Regions from separate parts of the Homo sapiens genome. Here region 1 is linked to region 2. A link is a contact called in ENCODE Hi-C or POLR2A ChIA-PET data. All regions are on one chromosome and are shown on one strand. Each heading gives the region's core, a stretch centred on a gene start or an enhancer-like site at or near the end of the contact. The rest is flanking DNA. Distances are from core to core; before and after follow the strand shown. Region 1 holds the start of LPGAT1 (lysophosphatidylglycerol acyltransferase 1). Region 2 holds the start of RCOR3 (REST corepressor 3).

What was found. Hi-C counts contacts between places; a loop is a spot of excess contacts on that map. ChIA-PET counts read pairs that join two places held with the same protein, here RNA polymerase II (POLR2A). Pooled maps may share reads with other maps.
Region 1: a map of sigmoid colon shows a loop between it and region 2 (7-fold over the local background). The contact joins the promoter of LPGAT1 here to the promoter of RCOR3 in region 2. A Hi-C loop is called at or near these places in 2 of 168 maps with a recorded cell type or tissue (naive thymus-derived CD4-positive, alpha-beta T cell and sigmoid colon) and 13 of 50 pooled maps. POLR2A ChIA-PET finds 5 or more read pairs at or near these places in 1 of 52 experiments (OCI-LY7).

Annotation. Positions count from the first base shown.
Region 1 is chr1:211,829,513-211,834,546 of GRCh38, forward strand. LPGAT1 (lysophosphatidylglycerol acyltransferase 1) reads right to left here and starts at 1,251. Exons shown (of 8, transcript NM_014873.3): 1 at 1,061-1,251. It overlaps LPGAT1-AS1 (LPGAT1 antisense RNA 1), which reads left to right and starts at 1,449. Exons shown (of 6, transcript NR_135820.1): 1 at 1,449-1,528; 2 at 1,744-1,900. RefSeq lists a silencer at 676-1,435.
Region 2 is chr1:211,256,429-211,261,247 of GRCh38, forward strand. It overlaps RCOR3 (REST corepressor 3), which reads left to right and starts at 2,938. Exons shown (of 12, transcript NM_001136223.3): 1 at 2,938-3,298; 2 at 3,680-3,736. The coding sequence starts at 3,133. It overlaps LOC105372902 (a long non-coding RNA gene), which reads right to left and starts at 2,764. Exons shown (of 2, transcript XR_922552.3): 1 at 2,308-2,764; 2 at 1,385-2,147. RefSeq lists enhancers at 1,757-1,876, 2,151-2,652, 3,155-3,654 and silencers at 2,357-3,146, 3,217-3,516.

The DNA of each region.
Region 1 (5,034 bases), core at 1-2,500, 570 kb after region 2:
AGGTCAAGGGAGCTGTTCACCGAGGCACGAAGTATGTCACAATATATTTAGCAAATGATAACACAATTCCCATTCAGTAATCGGTGGCCGTCCCCGCACCGTGTCTCACTGCGGTCGTCTATTGGACTTAGAAAAATAGATCCACTCGCTTCAGACAACCTCAGGATCTCCAAACTGAAGACACAAGTGACATGACCGAAACAGGGTCCCCTCAATAAGATTTCCCAGATACTGAGGACCTCAGTCTCCTCACCACCACGATTCCTGCACACCGATGCATTCCTTTAAAAGGTCTCTGGCTCTAGCGAAGAGTTACCCTCAAAATTCTCATTTGTAGCAATAGGGTTTTTGTTTCCCTTTTTTTTTTAAGAAAAAAAATGGGGGGCCTAGAAAAAAAGCTTACAAGGTGAGAGGAAGAAAGTAGGGGGTTATAATGCGAAAAAGAGGAAGGACAGGAGTAGGGGGAAGGGAGCAAAAGCCAGAAAGAGGTAAAAGCCAAGGAACTGGGGATGAAGAGAATGAGATTTCCGACCAGAGGGCAAGGAAGCAGGGGATGATGAAAGGGGCAGAGAAGAGGCGACCGCAGCGCGGGGAGCCGGTGGAGCCTGCAGCGGTTTCCGCGGATGTGGAAGGGTCGTGGCGGCGGGCGCGGCCCGCGCGCCGGGCTCACCTCGGCGGGCGCGGACGGCGGGCGGCTGCGGAGAGCGGGGGCGGGTGTCCCCCGCCGAGGGGTCGCGGTCATGGACGCGGTGGCGGCCCAAGCGGCCCGAGGCGCTGCGCGAGCGGGCGCGCTGGCGCCCTACTCCCCTCGCGGCTGCCTGCGGACAGAGGGACGGCGGGGACTCAGAGGCCGGACCTGTCACCCGGGCGGGTCCCGGGGAGGCGGGCGGATGCCCCGCGCCCCCGCCTCCTCCCCGGGGCCTACCGCGCCCTCGTCCCTCAGGCCGCTGCCGCCTCCCCGGGCCACGCGACGACGACACCCCCTTCCCCGCCCCCAGCGCCTCCCCTGGCCCGGCTCCGCTGCCGCTCTGGGGCCTGCGACCGCGGAGCCGGAGGTTACCTCGGGCTGGCCGGGCCCCAGCCGGGGCTTTGGGAGTCAGAGGAGCCGGAAGAATGCATGGCCGGCGGCGGGGCCGGCGGAAGAAGGCGGTGGCGGGGCCCTGCCCCGCTCCGGCTGTGGCGCGGCCCGCGCCCGTTCCCCGGCGGCGCCGAGACTCGGTCCCCAAGGGCCCGGCCGCGTTCGCCCGGACTGGCGGGGAGGGGCGGCGGGAGGAAGCGGCGGGAGTCGGGACTGCGGCGGAGCCGCTCCCACAGCGCCCTCTAATGAAAGCGCCGCCGCCGCTGCCTGGCCCGCTTGCCCCGCCTGGCCCGCTCCCCCTACCCCTGCGCCAGCGAGTCGGGGCCCTCGGGGCTACCTGGACGCTCGGCCAGGACCTCAGTGAGTCCAGAACATACTGAGGGAAAGGGCCGCTCGGAAAGATCTAGGAATGAACACCCATCCTCACACCCCAGGAGTGCCTTGGTTTCAGTTGAGAGCCCCCTTTCAGCCAACACGGCCGCCTTTCATTGTTAGGGCTCTCTTCTCTGCCCAAACTAGGAACCTGTCTCCTTGACGGCTAAATGTCCACTTTTCATTCTTAATGAAACCCGGTTGCACTCATGGCTTTTCTTCTTAACCTCTGCAGTGTATTATTGTCTAGAGTTTCAAATTCATTCTTTTTACGGTCAAAAGTCTTGTTTCAGGAAAGCAGCTGGAACATTAATGGCAATTCCACTTTCCCATTCATCGCCCCCGCCCCCACCACCCCACCAAGAAACTCAGTGGGAATGAATGGTCTACACAGAGAAACTGAAATCTGGTTAGTCAAGAAGGAAAAAACAACCAAGTGCCTGGCATTAAGTAAGTACTCACCCGCCCGCCCTCCCCCGCCCGCCATAAAAAGAAAAACCGAAAAGACAAAAAACAGTGGCCATGGGAACTCCTAGACAGACCCCGTCACTTGGGATACTATAGCTGCATTCTGGTTCAAAGGCTGGACCACCTGAAGGAAAATAGAGAAATAGTCCATTGACCTACCCCCTTGAGCATTCTTAAATGATCTGCCTAAATTTTAGTTTTTAAAAATCCTGTTTATAAAACCTTATGTCCCTTAAGCACATTTGTAAATGGAGGGGATGGGGCAGGGCAGATTTCACACTCCCTAGGGAACTGCCATATTTGAATCAGAATGCCACCTATTCTGCCTATTTTGAAAATGTTCATCACAGCGTTTGCTCTGGACTCTCAACTTTCTCTAATTTCAGTTCCTCTTAGGTCCACAGGTGAAGGAAAGATATGCCCCATTCTATTCCTTGCATTCTCTCTTTATTGACAAGGTAGTAAGATCTTTAAATAAATCTCATGAGAGAGATAATATATATACTTTATTATTCAAAATATGTCATTATATTCTTCAGTAAGATAGGTGAGGTACATATTTATTTCCACAATCAAGAATAAACTCTAAGGATTCCATCTGGTCCATGCAATTCAGCTTTCCCACATGCTGCGTAAACGTTGGCTGACACCTGGAGAGAGATAACCTACAATGGGATTTACACGTGATTCCTGGATCAGGGACCATCTGCCAGAGGACCAGACACAGCAGCACTTGATGAAATGCAATTAGTACCAGGCCCAGAATTCATTTTCAGGCTCAGAAAAGAGCCAGAGGTTGGGCAGGACCTCTGGCTCTTTAGTGTACAAAAACAACACTTGAAGTGTCTACCAAAGAGACAGATTCTTCAGCATCATACCAGAACATTTTAATAATCTAGGTCCAGTGGACCTGAGAACCTGCTTTTTAAAAAGCGTCATAGGTGATTCTGATGCAAGTAGTATGCAGACCTTGCTTTAAGAAACCCTGACTTAGAGGTATTCTGAGATGATCACATTCTCTTCTAGACCCTTCATAATTTTAAATCATTTGATCATATGTGTTCTCATGTGTGTTAGTCAGCTAGAGCTGCCATAACAAAATACTGCAAACTGGGTGGCTTAAACAACAGAAACTTATTTTCTCGAAGTTCTGAAGGCCAAGATCAGAGATCAAAGTGTGGGGAGGTCTGGTTTCTTCTGAGGCCTGTCCCCTCGGCTTGCTGATCACCATCTCTCATTGCAGAATTCTGCCATTTCAGTACCTCCTTATGGAAGGAGTAGGGAATACCTAATCTCCTTGATCTTTTCAGATATCCTCATATTAACTGCTTCCAACCTCATTGGACTTTTCTTGAAACTCAACCAACAGTACAACACATTATGTTCCAGGTATAGATATGCCCTGGTTTTGTGCCAAGAGTGTAGGAGAGGGGTTATCTTCTTAACTTTCTGACCACAATATCAGTTTCAAGATAATTCAGCTGCTATAATAGATAAGAAACTGTTAGGGCTGACTTCTTAAGGGAACAATTTCAGATGATGCTTGTGTTTATTTCTTGCATTTCGAAGTTCGTTTTAGTTAGTTTTACCTTCCTCTTGCCTATACTACAATTTTTTTGCCCTGCCTCCTTTCAACCACTTAGGAAGCCTCCTGAGATTGTTCCATAGCCTATTTTATTGCACCATGGACAGAGAGATGTATGAATGCTCTGAATGACTGTAACAGGAAGATTGGAACAGCCAGTTCTCCAGGGTAGACTGTTCTGTGGAAAACAAGGATCTTCTTCAATGACTAGTTAGCTTCTAGTCCCCTATCCTGCTACCTTAGAGCCATCTTTATCAAAACACAAACATGAAGCCAACAATTTCAACACCTTCATGTACACTCCAATAGAGAAAAGAGGGAAATGAACAGACCCCACCCTATAGCCACAGACATTATTGTTTCTGTTTCAAAAGCCCACATTTGAACCACAAGAGAATGGTCCTTTGAAAAAGAAAGAGGATTTCTTACATTTCTTGGAATCGCCAGTCATTTGAAAGCAATATAACCACAATACCTTAGAAGGTTGAATTCCACCCATCTAGTCCACATACACACAACAAATTAGGTTATAACCAGGGAGAGGTTCCCTTGGGCAGAAGAGTACCCCCTGGGCCCTCTCTTTTTCCTAGTGGCAATTATAAAAACATTTTACCTACCTGTGTTGGTTTCTGCACTAAAGCTCCAGTGAACTATTTCCTGTCTAGGGAGAAACCCTACCAGCAATAACCTTCAATGACTTGGCACAGGCCCCCTACATTGCTAGGAAACAGTTGCAGGCTTGAAATCAGCAGCCCAAAAGAGTCATGCATTCTGACTGTTGTCAGCTTTAACTTCAAACAAAAAATGGAAATATATATGGATGTTCTCTTCTATATTCATGTCAATAATTATTTTATATAAAATGCTCCAGGGCTTATAACCTTAAAATTTTTCAGATAGGGTGAGCCAAATCATCCACACTTGGCTGAGTGTGGTGGCTCACACCTGTAATCCCAACACGTTGGGAGGCTGAGTCAGGCAGATCACTTGAGGTCAGGAGTTTGAGACCAGCCTGGCCAACATGACGAAAACCTGCCTCTACTAAAAATACAAAAATTAGCCGAGCGTTATGGCACCCGCCTGTAATCCCAGCTACTCGGGAGGTTGAGGCACGAGAATTGCTTGAACCTGGGAGACAGAGGTTGCAGTAAGCCTAGATCATGCCACTGTACTTTAGCCTGGGCGACAGAGCAAGACTCTGTCTCAAAGAAAAAAAAAATCCTCCAGACTTGACTGCAACTCTCAGCCATTTCAGCAATTCTTTTTATTAACATGATTGACCCTAAACAATACTATAAAGTAAACAATTGTGTCTCCTCCATGCTCCTCTCCTGTTCGGCTAGCTTCTCTTTTCCCTTCTTAAGGCTAAAATTATCCCTAGTTTCCAAAGGGCCCTGAAGACTCCACATGAGGCCTCCCCCTGCTCCCCAAACAGATAATACTCTAAGCTAGAACCTTCTTTCTCACCTGTCCAATGTTATGTTTCCTTGGCTCAATCCTTATCTCCCCTTCCTGGTGTGGTCAGCTAATC
Region 2 (4,819 bases), core at 1,688-4,187:
TTAATTGATTTTTATAGCTAACTGTACCCAGCAACTTGCTTAAAATCACTTAATACTAAGTGTGTAGATTATTGTAATTTTATGCATAAAATGATAGACTATCATGCTTTCTCTAGATAACAGGTTTATGTATTTCTTTCCAATCCTTATACATTTTTCCTTGCCTTTATGCATTGCTGGAATCTGTAGTACAATACTGAAGTACATCCTATCTTTTGACTTTATAACTATGAGAAAGTATTCTGTTCCAAATTTAAAATATGCACCTAGTAAAACTTTCAAAAATACAGTAAAAACACCAGCCAAAAAAATAACAGCCTTCTAGTTAAATCCAAAGGCCTTTTCTTAAGCCCTTCTCATGATTCTGCATCAGTGGACACTGTTTATTAACCCTTTTTTTTTTTTTAGTTTTTTTGAGACAGTCTCGCTGTCGCCAGGCTGGAGTGCAGTGGCATGATCTTGGCTCACTGCAATCTCCGCCTCCCGGGTTCAAGCGATTCTCCTGCCTCAGCCTTCTGAGTAGCTGGGATTACAGGAGCCTGCCACCATATCCAGCTAATTATTGTATTTTTAGTAGAGACGGGGTTTCACCATGTCGGCCAGGATGGTCTCGATCTCCTGACCTCATGATCCGCCTACCTCGGCCTCCCAAAGTGCCAGGATTACAGGCGTGGGCCACCGCGCCTGGCCTATCAAGCCATTCTAAAGCATTCTTTCCATGTCCAGCTTCTTCTTTTCCTCTTCTAACCCATTACAGTCAGGCATTTCCAAGATTTCGCCTTAGACCTTTTCTCTTTGTATATTAGTCCTTGTTAGCTATTGGGAAACATTTTAAGGTCCATTATTATTCAGAACCAGGCCAGCTTCAGGTGCTTTCCTTTTCTTCAGGAACAAAACAGAAACCTATTATACTTTCCTGTTTAAAAAATGCCATACTCTCCCCTCGCCCAGGTTCTTCTCCTAACTGTGGAATGCAGTCTTCTCTGCGTCTGCCCTTTTGTGCTGTGCTCGAATGGAATCTTCTCACTTTACTGGTTTTACTAATAAACAGAAGTTACAAAGGTCCCTAAATCTTTCCAACGTTTTGGTTCCTGATCTATATGCAGATTCCCTTCTGCAGGAAACTGCATGGAGTGCCACAACATTGGGTGTTAGAAAGCTGGCTGGCTCAGAGGCCTCAGAGTGAGGAGCATTTGACAGGGTCTAGCTTTTGTGTTACAGGACCAAAGAAGCTGAATCATGTTCATTAGAAACTGCTGCATAAAGACCAACATACCAGTGTATTAATTTGTAATGAAAAATAACGACTGTCAAGGAAAATGGCTATTCATTTCATTTGGCCAGGGCATTCTCTCCTTGTAGGAAAACTATACGGGAATTAAAATAATATTCAGAACTGCATTTATTGAGAAAAGGAACAGAATAAAAGGTCCAGTTTTATGATTCAAATATTTAATGGAATCACATTAAGCTTTAATAGAGAGATGAGACTATCTCTACTACTAGAACCAGATAGTTTTGTACACACACAGGAGACTTTTCACTTCAGAAATATTTACTTCCCAGGGTTTTCTTGGCTCAATTCCTGAGTTAGATATATTATTTCTCTCAGTAAGGTTTGCTCTGGCCAGAGACGTTCATTTCTGGTTTGATCCACTCTGGATTGACCCATAATAGAATTATTACAAGACAGTATTTTCAAGTGTTTGGAGAGTATCTGCTGAACCCCAATACCGCTCAGCATACATCTGCATACTAGAGGCTCACAGTTAAATCCTCACTTATTTCTACTTATTCGTCAGTGGGGGGGAAGAAATCAGAAAAAGAGGAAAAGAAAATCATAAACAGCCCCCAATGCCAGGCAGCCTGGCACGCAGCAGATGCCCTCAAATCTGGTGAAGGAATAAACGCAGTTTCCTACTCCTTTCGCCGAATGCAATTCAGAAAAGCATTACAGAGCACAACTCCTTCCAGGCTGGAAACGCTGCCAGAAAGCAGCTCTCGCTTCACCTCTGCCGGGGGACTCCGCCCTCTCCCCCAGCGCTCCAAGCGGAGACCGCAGGTCAGCAAGAACTGAAAACGCGTCTACTGGGCCAGGTCTCATGTTTATCTTATTTCCCCCTCACTCCACAGCACTCACTCCCCAGCTATTAAAACAGAGAAGAAAAAAAAGGAAAGAAAGATGGTAAGAATAAGACAGTAGGGTTAGGATCGGGGAGAGGGGCTTCAGCAAAAAACAGTTGCATCGCTCAGCCCCGGAAACTCATCCCGTCATCCCCAGACTCTCTCTCGGGAACTGGGCCCTACTTCAGAGATCCAGAAACAAAAATTGTAGCGTCGAGATGGTTAGGGCCGAGTCTACTTCTTTCGCCGGTTGGGCCTCAGAGCCCCAAGGCCGCCCTGCTATACTGCGCGACTGCACCGCGGGCCAGAGCGCGCCCCTAGCTCGAGGCTGCCAGCGGACACCGGGAAACTGAGCGGCCTGCGGGTCCAGACATCTGAGGAACGCCGCGCTCAGGCCCGTGCCTGCAGCCCGGTCCGCAGAGGGGGGGGGCCGCTCCCCCCGGTCGCCCAGTCGGGTCGCGCCGGTCCTTTCTCAGGGTGACCGCGTTCCTTCCGCCCAGAGAGGGCAAAGAGTCCCGCTCCCTCGTGTGCATCTCCCGCCCGCGCTCCGGAGCGCCCCCTAGGAAGAAAGCCCGAGCGGCGGCCACGCCTCGGTGGCGATTTTATTAGCGCTTGGTTGGGGTGGCCCGGCTGCCTGCGAGCGGGGTTTCCCCGCCCCTCCCCCCTTCCCCTCCCCCCAGGCGGCCGGAACCTCCCTGCGGAGCGGAGTGATACCGGCGGCGGCGTAGAGCGCGGTGCGGCCGAGGGGCGCCCGGGACTGCGCGGGGCGGGCGGCGGCGGAGGGAGGAGGGGAGAGAGGCGGGGCCGGGGCGGGTTGTTGTGAGGCGACTGCGCTACTGCCGGAGCGGGGCGGTTATGGCGGCTCCATATTAACAGCCTCCTCCTCCTCCGCCGCCGCCGCCGTCTCCTCCTCCTCCTCCTTTCCCTCCCGCCCGCGCTCTAAGCCATCTCCGCCTTCACCCTGACGCCTGCCTCTTCCCCTCACCTTTCCCCCTCCCCTGTTCTACCATGCCCGGCATGATGGAGAAAGGGCCCGAGTTACTGGGGAAGAACCGATCGGCCAACGGCAGCGCCAAGAGCCCGGCAGGCGGCGGCGGCAGCGGCGCCTCGTCCACCAACGGCGGGCTGCACTACTCAGAGCCCGAGAGCGGCTGCAGCAGCGACGACGAGCACGGTGGTAGCCTCGAACTCCTCCCCGCCAGCCCGCCTGCCCCCCTCCCTCTTCCCCTCCCCCAGCCCCCTCCCCTCGCCGCTCTCCCGCCCTCCCTCCCCTCAGAGCCTGGGCGCTGCGGTAGCCTCGAACTCCCGGTGCAGTGCAGCAGCACCCCCGCGACCCCCCGTCCCTCCGCCCTCGACCAATCCTCCGCCTTTGCCCCCCCCCGCTCCCCGCCCCCAATCCGCTGCCATCTCCCGGAGTGCCCCGAGTTGATATCTTCCCATCCACCCGCCGCTTCTTTCCTCCATCTAGCGATTTTTATTTTTTAAGTGTCTCTTCCTTTTTCTTTCTTTTCTTCTTTTTTATTTTTTATATATATTTTTTGGCATTGCTTTGCAGATGTTGGGATGAGAGTCGGAGCCGAATACCAAGCTCGGATCCCTGAATTTGATCCAGGTAGATATATTTGCTTAAGCAAAATCTCATATCCCCTTTCCTGGGCTTGGTTTGGGGTGGACGGGCTAGGAGTCCGGGCATGGGGCCGGGAGGGGATGCGGGGTTGGGCTGGGCAGGCATCCGTGGCGGGGAGGCTGTCAGGCTTGGCCGGGCTGTGACACTGGGCGTGTGGGCAGATGTGTGCACTGCAAGGTTAACATGGTTCCCTTCGGAGGCCACTTGCCCGCTGGGGGCATCGCCTTCCTAGCCCTTGAGCCTGGGGCAGGGTCGGGGTGAGCAGAGGGAGACGGCCCTTGGCGGAGTCCAGGGTCCGAGGCCGCGGGCTGGAGGAGCAGGCGTGCGGACTGTATGGACGAACCGTGCAAATGTCAATTGCCACCTCGCTCGCCCCGGCGCCGAGGGCCGCGCTCTGTCGGGCGGGTGGCAGAGGCCAGGGCGGCTGTCACCGGCCGGGGAAGCCAAGGGCGAGCCCTGCCGACCTGTGCGCAGCCGGGATTGTCTCTTTTCTTTCTTTTTGGCTAGGTGGTGTAGCTTTGGTCGCGGCAGCTCTGCGGAGTGCAGGAGCCGCGGAGAGAAAGGGGTGGGGGAAGGGGGTGGGGAGACGCCAGCGGCAGGCACACCTCGCTCGCCAGCCAGCTCTGGGAAGTTAGACCACAGGACAGTGGCTGCAGCTGCCAAGGAGACATTTTCTCCCCGACCAGCCAGGTTCCAGCGTCCTCTGCCAACCCAGCTTGCGGGCTCCCTGTCTACTTTTCTCCAAACAGGCTCCCCGGCGGTCACGAGATTTCAGCCTGTGCAGGGATTGGGCGAGAGTTCCGCATATGGAGGCGCCCTTGCTGGAGCCTCTCGGAGTGGAGCGCGTTTCCTTCTCCCCACCCTGCCTGAGACCCTTCTCAGTTAAGGCTTTGGACAGACTTTGAAAGGGACCCACCTTTTTTTTTCCTCCTTACAGTTTGTCAATTTTTGCCCAGTGCCCATAATATTGCGTTTGTGTCAGACATTGGATTTCTATGTTAGATATTAAAGAGCTTACTTGTATTTTCTTGGAGAGAAACAATGTTTAATTATTAGGATACAGAGGCG